Regions from separate parts of the Homo sapiens genome. Here region 2 is linked to region 1. The links are chromatin contacts, found by POLR2A ChIA-PET in ENCODE. All regions are on one chromosome and are shown on one strand. The core of a region is the stretch at or near the end of the contact, and the rest is flanking DNA. Distances in the headings are between cores, read along the strand shown. Region 1 holds the start of OR7A17 (olfactory receptor family 7 subfamily A member 17). Region 2 has its middle 2.9 kb from the start of SIN3B.

The links. ChIA-PET counts read pairs that join two places held with the same protein, here RNA polymerase II (POLR2A).
Region 2: POLR2A ChIA-PET joins it to region 1 with 15 read pairs in RWPE1. The contact joins the enhancer-like site here to the promoter of OR7A17 in region 1. POLR2A ChIA-PET finds 5 or more read pairs at or near these places in 2 of 52 experiments (RWPE1 and activated T-cell).

Annotation. Positions count from the first base shown.
Region 1 is chr19:14,883,233-14,888,431 of GRCh38, reverse strand. OR7A17 (olfactory receptor family 7 subfamily A member 17) reads left to right here and starts at 2,300. Exons shown (of 3, transcript NM_030901.2): 1 at 2,300-2,491. It also overlaps the pseudogene OR7A18P.
Region 2 is chr19:16,824,127-16,828,891 of GRCh38, reverse strand. No RefSeq gene overlaps it. Among named protein-coding and RNA genes, the nearest start is that of SIN3B, 2.9 kb to the left of the region's middle. RefSeq lists an enhancer at 2,885-3,562. Within about 2 kb of position 3,476, at least 23 of the 41 ENCODE cell types and tissues checked have a DNase peak (open chromatin) inside an H3K27ac peak, as active enhancers do.

The DNA of each region.
Region 1 (5,199 bases), core at 1,051-3,550:
TCTCCACACACGAGGAGAAAAACCCACAGACCCTGTAGGGCTGGTCCCTACAGACATGAAAGTCTTTCATACTTCTGTTGAAATTAAATGTGTATAAATTTTATCTACAGTTTTCTCCATGTCTATTTTTGTATTTTTACCACATGCTATACTCTGGCAATGAGGAAGATAAGATTTCTATTAATAGTTGGAGTTTCCAGAAGAGCTGGAGAAATAAATTGACGCAACAAGAATTATCAGAATTACAGATATTCCCAAGATTAAAAGATAGCAGAGCAGGTTATAAGAGTCTAAAAATGAACATACTCATGCATGTATCTTGGTAATAGAATGATTTCTATTCCTTTGGATATTTACCCAGTAGTGGCATTGCTGGATCAAATGGTATTTCTGGTTCTAGATCTTTGAGGAATCACTACACTGTCTTCCACACTGGTTGAACTAATTTGCATTCCCACTAACAGTGTAAAAACATTCTTATTTCTCTGCAACCTTGCCAGCATCTGTTTCTTGACTTTTTAATCATTGCCATTCTGACTGGCATGAGATGGTATCTCATTGTGGTTTTGATTTGCATTTCTATAATGATCAATGATATTGAGCTTTTTTTCATATGTTTGTTGGCCACAGGAATGTCTTCTTTTGAGAAGTGTCTGTTCATGTCAAAGACATAGAATCAACCCAAATGCCCACCAGTGATAGACTGGATAAAGAAAATGTGGTACATATACCCCATGAAATACTATGCAGCCATAAAAAGGAACAAGTTCATGTCTTTTGCAGGAACGTGGATGAAGCTGGAAGCCATTACCCTCAGCAAACTAACGCAGAAACAGAAAATCAAATACCACATGCACTCACTTATAAGTGGGACCTGATCAATGAGAACATATAGACATAAGGAGGGGAACAACACACACTGAGCCCTGTTGGGGGGTGGGGTGGGGGGGAGGGAGAACCTTAGGAAAACTAGCTAATGCCTGTGGGGCTTAATACCTAGGTGATGGATTGATAGGTGCAGCAAACCACCATGGCACACGTTTACCTATGTAGCAAACCTGCACATCCTGCATATGTACCCCAGAACATAAAATAAAATAAAAGGAGTCTAAACATTTTTAATGTGAATTTTTGGAGCCAGGCAGAGGAGGACAGAGAAGATGTCCCTGAGTATAATAAAGCAGACGTGGAAGGACACTCATGCAATCTCCTCCCCGTGTGGACCCCTGGAAGCAGGTGTCCCTTCATGATCACAAATTTCTGTCTCCGAGAAGCAAGGCATGTCCTTTCCCAAGAAACTTTTCCAGAATCACAAACTTTTCCTACTCTTTGCAGGGATGAATGTATTTCTGCAGACTGTGATGGCCTATGACCACTTTGTGGCCATCTGTCACCCCCTGCACTACAGGGTCATCATGAATCCTGGGATCTTTGGACTGTGGGTTCTGGTGTCCTGGAGCATGAGTGCCCTGAATTCCTCACTGCAAAGCAGAATGTGTTGCAGCTGTCCTTCTGCACAAACTTGGAAATCCCCCCATTTTTTTCTGTGAACTTAATCAGTTGATCCTGCTTGCCTGTTCTAACACTTTTTTTTTTTTTTTTAGTGAGATGGAGTTTTGTTCTTATTACCCAGGCTGGAGAGAAATGGCGCCATATTGGCTCACTGCAACCTCCACCTCCCGGGTTCAAGCAATTCTCCTGCCTCAGCCTCCTGCATAGCTGGGATTACAGGCAACTGCCACCACACCCGGCTAATGTTTTTGCACTCCAGCTCAGGTGATACAACAAGACTCCATCTCAAAAAAATATATATATGAAATTCTAATGTTTTGGCAAAAGCAACATGAAGCCAAGAAATGTAGTACCCATGGTTTTATATGAACAGAACACAGTTCATCTCCTTGCAAAGGTAAATTGCCATTTTCTGGATATGTCAAGAGCTGAGTTTCCATCACAAGCCAGTGCTTTGGAGACTCAAGGGACCTAGTCAAGACAGGTTCCTCAGTTTAGACTTTGGAGGAAATTTTCACTGAAGGCTGGGAGAAGGTGCTAGGAGAATGGGACTCTGGAAGCCAAGGAAGTCCACGGGGAAGGAGTAATAAAGCCTGGATACACCTCACTTTTAACATAGTGTCTTGGGAATAGACGATACAGAAAAAAAAAACAACAATGACATTTGTTTCAGTGCAGGGCAACGTCCCCCAGGAAACTGATGTGTTCAGAGTTGGAATAACAGGAGGAAAGGTATCTAATCAGCAGATATACGAAGCCATAAATATCTCCTCTGCTGCAGTCCCTCAGCATATGCAACCTTGGGCTGGAAATGACATGGTGGTTTCATTTGGAGTCCTTAGTCTGGCTCAAGTATAGATGATGCTTCAACTTTTCCTGATGCCTTGTCTTGAGACAGAGATTCCATCTCCACCATCAACCTGCTAGAGAGGAATTTACACTTCTCCATGGAGACCTTCCTTTCAGAAAACTCAGTAGGGTAAGTCCCAGAGCCCAGTGGGTACTGTAGGAAAGGTCAGGAAGAACAAGAGCCGTGAATATTAACCTGAGGTCACCTGAGAGCCAATCATTTCCTCCAGCTTTGTTCCTTTTGCTTAGAAATGTCTTGGCTATACGGGCTATTTTTTGGTTCTATATGAAATTTAAAGTAGTTTTTGTAACTCTGTAAAGAAAGTCAATGTTAGCTTGATGGGGATAGCATTGAATCTATAAATTACTTTGGGCAGTATGGCCATTTTCAAGATATTGATTCTTCCTTTCCATGAGCATGGAATGTTTTTCCATTTGTTTGTGTCCTCTCTTATTTCCTTGAGCTGTGGTTTGTAGTTCTCCTTGAAGAAGTCCTTCACATCCCTTGTAGGTTATATTCCTAGGTATTTTATTCTCTTTGTAGCAATTGTGAATGGGAGTTCACTCATGATTTGGCTCTCTGTCTATTATTGCTGTATAGGAATGCTTGTGATTTTTGCACATTGATTTTGTATCCTGAGATTTTGCTGAAGTTGCTTATCAGCTTAAGGAGATTTTGGGCTGAGACGATGGGGTTTCCTAAATATACAATCATGTCATCTGCAAACAGAGACAATTTGACTTCCTCTCTTTGTATTTGAATACCCTTTACTTCCTTCTCTTGCCTGATTGCCCTGGCCAGAACTTCCAACACTATGTTGAATAGGAGTGGTGAGAGAGGGCACACTTGTCTTGTGCCAGTTTTCAAAGGGAATGCTTCCAGCTTTTGCCTATTCAGTATGATATTGGCTGTGGGTATGTCATAAATAGCTCTGATTATTTTGAGTTATGTTCCATCAATACCTAGTTTACTGAGAGTTTTTAGCATGAAGGGGAGTTGAATTTTATCGGAGGACTTTTCTGCATCTATTGAGATAATCATGTAGTTTTTGTCATTGGTTCTATTTATGTGATGGATTACATTTATTGATTTGCATATGTTGAACCAGCCTGGCATCCCAGGGATGAAGCCGACTTGATGATGCTGGATAAGCTTTTTGATGTGCTGCTGGATTCAGTTTGCCAGTATTTTACTGAGGATTTTCACATTGATGTTCATCAGGGATATTGGCCTGAAATTTTCTCTTTTTTTGTTGTGTCTCTGCCAGGTTTTGGTATCAGGATGATGCTGGCCTCATAAATTGAGCTGGGGAGGAGTCCCTCTTTTTCCATTGTTTGAAATCGTTTCAGAAGGAGTGATACCAGGTCCTCTCTGTACCTCCGGCAGAATTCAGCTGTGAAACTGACTGGTCCTGGGCCTCTTTTTGGTTGGTAGGCTATTAATTACTGCCTCAATTTCAGAACTTGTTATTGGTCTATTTAGGGATTTGACTTCTTCCTGGTTTAGTCTTGAGAGGGTGTATGTGTCCAGGAATTTATCCATTTCTTCTAGATTTTCTAGCTTATTTGCATAGAGGTGTTTATAGTATTCTCTGATGGGAGTTTGTATTTCTTTGGGATCGTTAACTTTTTTGGTTTACTTTTTAGAGCCTGGTTCTCACTATGATGCCCCGGCTGTTCTCAAAATCCTGGCTTCAGGTGACCTCCCTACTCAGCCTCCCAAAGCACTGGGATTACAGCTGTGATCCAATTATATTGCCCTCCTCATTGACTGTTAATGAAATATTTAAGGAAACATTTTTGGTCATAAAAAGTTTTAACTTTTATTTACCTAAAAATATGTCTACTTTCTTAGTTTTTTTTCTTGCGTTAGTTAAAATACTTTGTCTACACTAAGATCTTATATGTAGTTATCTATGTATTCGTCTAACATATATTGCTGACTTTTACACTGAGGTCTTTAAATCTGCTAATTCTTTGTAAAATGTGAGTCGGGAGACACACTTCATTTTCTCCCAGGTAGATAGCTATTTATTTCTGCTTTTATTCAACAATCTGGTCTTTTGCAACTAAATTGGATTGCAATCTTGTCATATTTTAATACCCATATATACTAGGACTTACTTCCTGACTTATTCAATAAGTCGAGAGTATCTTCTATGTGCCAGAACATTTTAGAAACATTGTGTATTATATAATTTTATGTCTAGGTCTTTGCCAATAAACTAAATCATTTGATATCATTAAATTATTCTTATTGTTTATCTTGGCTTGGTTAACGTTTTATGTACCATAACATTTAAAAAATATAGTTGTTTGGAAATCACTACATTTACCCTGGCTTTAATCCCATAACATTCTTTTTATTTTATCACGTCTCATTGCTTTAATTTTTTTCTACATAATACAGACATACTCATACACCTTTGTGAAAATACAAACTTAAAGCAGGGAAGTTCCTGCTCATTTGACTCATGCATTATAACAGAGAAGACAAAGTAAAATGTAACAAATGTGTCTATGACACAATGTCCTCAAGGATGAAATCATATGGAGAATTTCATTCTGCAGAAAAGGAGACAGTTATCATAGTGTGTGCAGGATTTTTTTCTTTTTTTTTTTCTTTTTTTGAGACAGAGTTTCGCTCTTGTTGCCCAGGCTGGAGTGCAATGGCACAATCTCAGCTCACTGCAACCTCCGCCTCCCAGGTTCAAGCGATTCTCCTACCTCAGCCCCCCGAGTAGCTGGGATTACAGCCACCTGCCTCCACACCTGGCTAATTTTTGTATTTTTAGTACAGACGGGGCTTCGCCACATAGGCCAGGCTGGTCTCGAACT
Region 2 (4,765 bases), core at 2,227-4,726, 1.9 Mb before region 1:
CCTAATATAGGGCCTTGCGTGGTGAATTTTTGCTAAATGGCCTTTAAGTTAGTCCTACTCCTCCCATCTTCACTTCCCTATCCTTGGCCCCGTCACTTCCCATCTGGACCAGTTTAGGAGCCTCCTAACTCTGGTACTTTCTTTTTTTTTTTTTTTTTTTTTTTTTTTTTTTGAGACAGAGTCTCGCTCTGTCGCCCAGGCTGGAGTGCAGTGGCGCGATTTCCGCTCACTGCAAGCTCCGCCTCCCGAGTTCACACCATTCTCCTGCCTCAGCCTCCTGAGTAGCTGGGACTACAGGCGCCCGCCACTGCGCCCTGCTAATTTTTTGTACTTTTAGTGCCACCCCACCTGGCTCTAACTCTGGTACTTTCTCAGCCCTGATACTATCAAGAACTCTAGGCTGGGGATGGTGGCTCACGCCTGTAATCCCAGCACTTTGGGAGGCCGAGGCGGACGGATCACGAGGTCAGGAGATAGAGACCATCCTGGCTAACACGGTGCAACCCCGTCTCTACTAAAAATACAAAAAATTAGCCGGGCCTTGAAAAAAAGAAAAAGAAAATGAAAAAATTGGCTGGGCGCCGTGGCTCACGCCTGTAATCCCAGCACTTTGGGACGCCGAGGCGGGCAGATCACCTGAGGTCTGGAGTTGGAGATTAGCCTGACCAACATGGAGAAACCCCGTCTCTACTAAAAATACAAAATTAGCCGGGCTTTGTGGCGCATGCCTGTAATCCCAGCTACTCGGGAGGCTGAGGCAAGAGAATTGCTTGAACCCGGGAGGCGGAGGTTGCAGTGAGCCAAGATCACGCCATTGCACTCCAGCCTGGGCAACAAGAGCAAAAACTCTGTCTCAAAAAATTAATTAATTAATTAATTAAATAATAAAATAAAATGAAAAAATTAGCTGGGCGTGGTGGTGCACACGTTTAGTCCCAGCTACTCGGGAGGCTGAGGCAGGATTGCTCATGCCCAAGAGTTCAAGGCTGCAGTGAGCCATGATCTTGCCACTGCACACCCCAGCCTGGGAAGCATAGCAGTGCTTTTTTTTTTTTTTTTTTTTAAAGAGCATCTCATCTCTTAAAAAAAAAAAAACAGAAAAACAAAAAACTCCACTTTTTCCACCACTCCTTCCAAACCTCCAAGGTCTTCCTATTTCTAATGAGATGAAATCTAAGCACCTACATTGCAGGCTGTCAGAATTGGTCCTTAGGAACCTTTTCCTGCAGGATTTTCCAAGCAAACTGCCTGCCTCTGTGCAGAACTTCACACAATTGCCTGACCAACCTGGCTGCTTCCTGGTCCCAAGCATTGGCACTCACCATTTCCTTTGCCAGAAGTACTGTCATGCCTCTTTGTTATTCAGAAAACACCTATACATCCTTCTAAACGCAGCCCAAATATCCCTTTCCCTCAGGAAGTGTTCCCAGTCCCCTTCTATGTCTCCCCTCAGTCCCTTGTATTTCATATTTGTTTTGTGTCCGTCTCTAATACAAATCCCTGACACAGTCTCTCAGTCAGCATTCATCAAATAAGTGAACGTTCAATTAATGACCAAGTGCTTTCTCTTTTTATAAGTGAAGAGGTGCAGGAAAGTTGAGAGTAAATTGGCATCGAGTGCATCATTTACCAGGCACCTTGCTAAGTGTCAGGAATAGAATGGTAAAAAGGAACGCAAATTTGGCCGTTAAGAGCTTTTAGTCTCTCAGGATAGACAGGAATCTAGTAATCACACAAATGTAAAGTTTCACATGTAACAAATACTTTAAAGAGAAGGTATACATGTAACAGTTCCTAAATTTCTGTTGCTATGACTGTGTAACAAATGAGCCCTTGACAATCCCAGCACTTTGGGAGGCCAAGGTGGGGGCATGCATTGAGGCCAGGAGTTTGAGACCAGCCCAGGCAACATAGCAAGATCCCATCTGTACAAAAACATTAAAAAGAAAGAAAAATGGAGAGAAAAAATAAAAACATTGTAAGGTCTGGGCTTTCTGTAAAAGAAAATAAAAAGCAGCTCAAGACTTAGAAGCTTCAAATGACAACAACATTCACGGGGCAAGTGGCTCATGGCTGTAATCCCAGCACTTTGGGAGGCAGAGGTGGGTGGATCACATGAGGCCAGGAGTTCAAGACCAGCCTGGACAAGATGGTGAAATCCCATCTCTACTAAAAATACAATAATTAGCCAGGTGTGGTGGCACACACCTGTAATCCCAGCTACTTGGGAGGTTGAGGCATGAGTATCGCTTGAACCCAGAAGGTGGAGGTTGCAATGAGCTGAGATTGCGCCACTGCACTCCAGCCTGGGGAACAGAGCAAGAGCAAGACCCTGTCTTGAAAAAAAAAAAAAAAGAAAGAAAAGAGACATTCATTTTACTCTTCAATCTGCAATTTGGGCAGGCTTGGGAGGAATAACTCAACCTTGGCATCAGCTGGGTGGCTCAAAGTCTGGGGGCTGGAATCACCTGAATGTTTGCTCACACATATGTATGTCAGTTGCTACAGGCTACAGGCCGAGACCCTCGCTGGGGCCGTTGCTTGGAATACCTACATGTGGTCTCCTTGCAGCCTGAGCTTCTTCACAACTACCGTTCTAAGAACAAGTGAGCGTGTGAGCCAGGTGGGAATCATATCATCTTTTCTTTTTCTTCTTCCTCTTCCTCTTCTTCTTCCTCTTCTCCTTCTCCTTCTTCTTCTTCCGGAGATGGCAGGGGTTGGGGTGGGACTCAGGGTCTCAGGCTGGCCCAGGCTGGCCTCAAACTCCTGGACTCAAAGGATCCTCCCACGTCAATCTGTTGAGTAGCTGGGACTACAGGCATGCATCACTGCACCCAGCTCCCATATTACCTTTTCTCACCCAGACTCGGAAGTCACGCAGAATCATTTCCATTGCATTCTTTCCATACAGGCTGTTACAAAGTTTTTCCTAAATTCAAGAGGAGGGCAAATGGCCAAGAGTATCATGTGGGACAGGAAATATGTTGTGGCTATTTTTGGAAAATACCACCTGTTACCTAGGGAAACCTAACCCAGTCTTGCAGGAGATGAGGGAGGCTTCCCAGAGGAGGTGGCATTCTAGCTGAGATCTGAAGAATGCGTAGGCATTCATCATGAGAAAAATCACGAACAGCTGTGATTTTTGAGGTGGGAGACAGCATGGTACATTTCAAGAGTTTTTTTTTTTTTAAGACGAGTTTCCCAGGCTGCAGAGAGGGAGGGGAAGAAAGAGAGTACAAGATAATCCCGGAGCAGCCAGAGGAGCGGAACACACAGCACCTTATGCACTGAGTTCAGGCTTTAGCATTCACGCTGGTGGAAACCATCCAAGGGCTTTGAGCGGAGGAGCTGCAAGTTCAGGTTTGCATTTGAAAGTGATCACTCTGGCTGCTCTGCAGGAAAGTGATTGGAGCGGAGCCAGGGAGGGTGGAGGGAGGCTGTTTCATCATTTAGGCAAAGGACGATGGTGGCTTAGACCAGGATGGGAGCAGTGGAAGTAGAGAGCGGTGGGTGGAAGGGAGTGGTATTTAGAAAGTAAAGCATGGAAGATTTGTGGCTCCCAGCCAGGAAGAGCAGCGAAGGCAGACTGAACACTCTGTGGCCACCAGATGTCTGGACAGTCCGTTTCTTACCAAAGCCTCCCAGTGTTACAGGAAATGGGTCCCGATCCAGACCCCCCAGAGAGGGTTTTTGGATTTCACGCAAGAAAGAATTCAGGGAGAGTCTGTAAAGTGAAAGCAAGTTTATAAGGAAAATAAAGGAACAAAGAATGGCTACTCCACAGACAGAGCAGCCCCGAGGGCCGCTTATTCCCCATTTTTATGATTTATTTCTTGATGATATGCTAAACAAGGGGTGGATTATTCATGCCTCCTCTTTTTAGACCATAGAGGGTAACTTCCTGACGTTGCCATGGCATTTCTAAACTGTCTTGGCGCTGGTGGGAGTGTAGCAGTGAGGACCACCAGAGGTCATTTTGATTTGGGTAGATTTTGGCCGGCTTCTTTACTGCAACCTGTTTTATCAGCAAGGTCTTTATGACCCGTATGTTGTGCTGACCTCCTATCTCATCCTGTGACTAAGAATGCTTTAACCATCTGGGAATGCAGTGCAGTAGGTCTTAGTCTTATTTTACCCAGCCCCTATTCAAGTCGGGGTTCCTCTGGTTCAAACACCTCTGACACTGTTACGGGAAAGGGGTCCCAATCCAGACCCCAAGAGAGGGTTCTTGGATCTCACGCAAGAAAGAATTCAGGGCCAGTCCATACAGTAAACTGAAAGTAAGTTTATTAGGAAAGTAAAGGACTAAAGAATGGCTACTCCATAGACAGAGCAGCCCCCAGGGCTGCTGGTTGCCCTTTTTCTTAGACAGAGTCTCGTTCTGTCGCCCAGGCTGGAGTGCAGTGGCGCCATCGTGGCTCACTGCAAGCTCCGCCTCCCAGGTTCATGCCATTCTCCTGCCTCAGCCTCCCGAGTAGCTGGGACTACAGGCGCCTGCCACCACACCTGGCTAATTTTTTTTGTATTTTTAGTAGAGATGGGGTTTCACCATGTTAGCCAGGATGGTCTTGATCTCCTGACCTCGTGATCCGCCCACCTTGGCCTCCCAAAATGCTGGGATTACAGGTGTGAGCCACAGCGCCTGGCCGCCCATTTTAATGGTTATTTCCTTTTGAGACGAAGTCTTACTCTGTCGCCCAGGCTAGAGTGCAGTGGCGCGATTGCAGCTCACTGCAACCTCTGCCTTCCAGGTTCAAGCGATTCT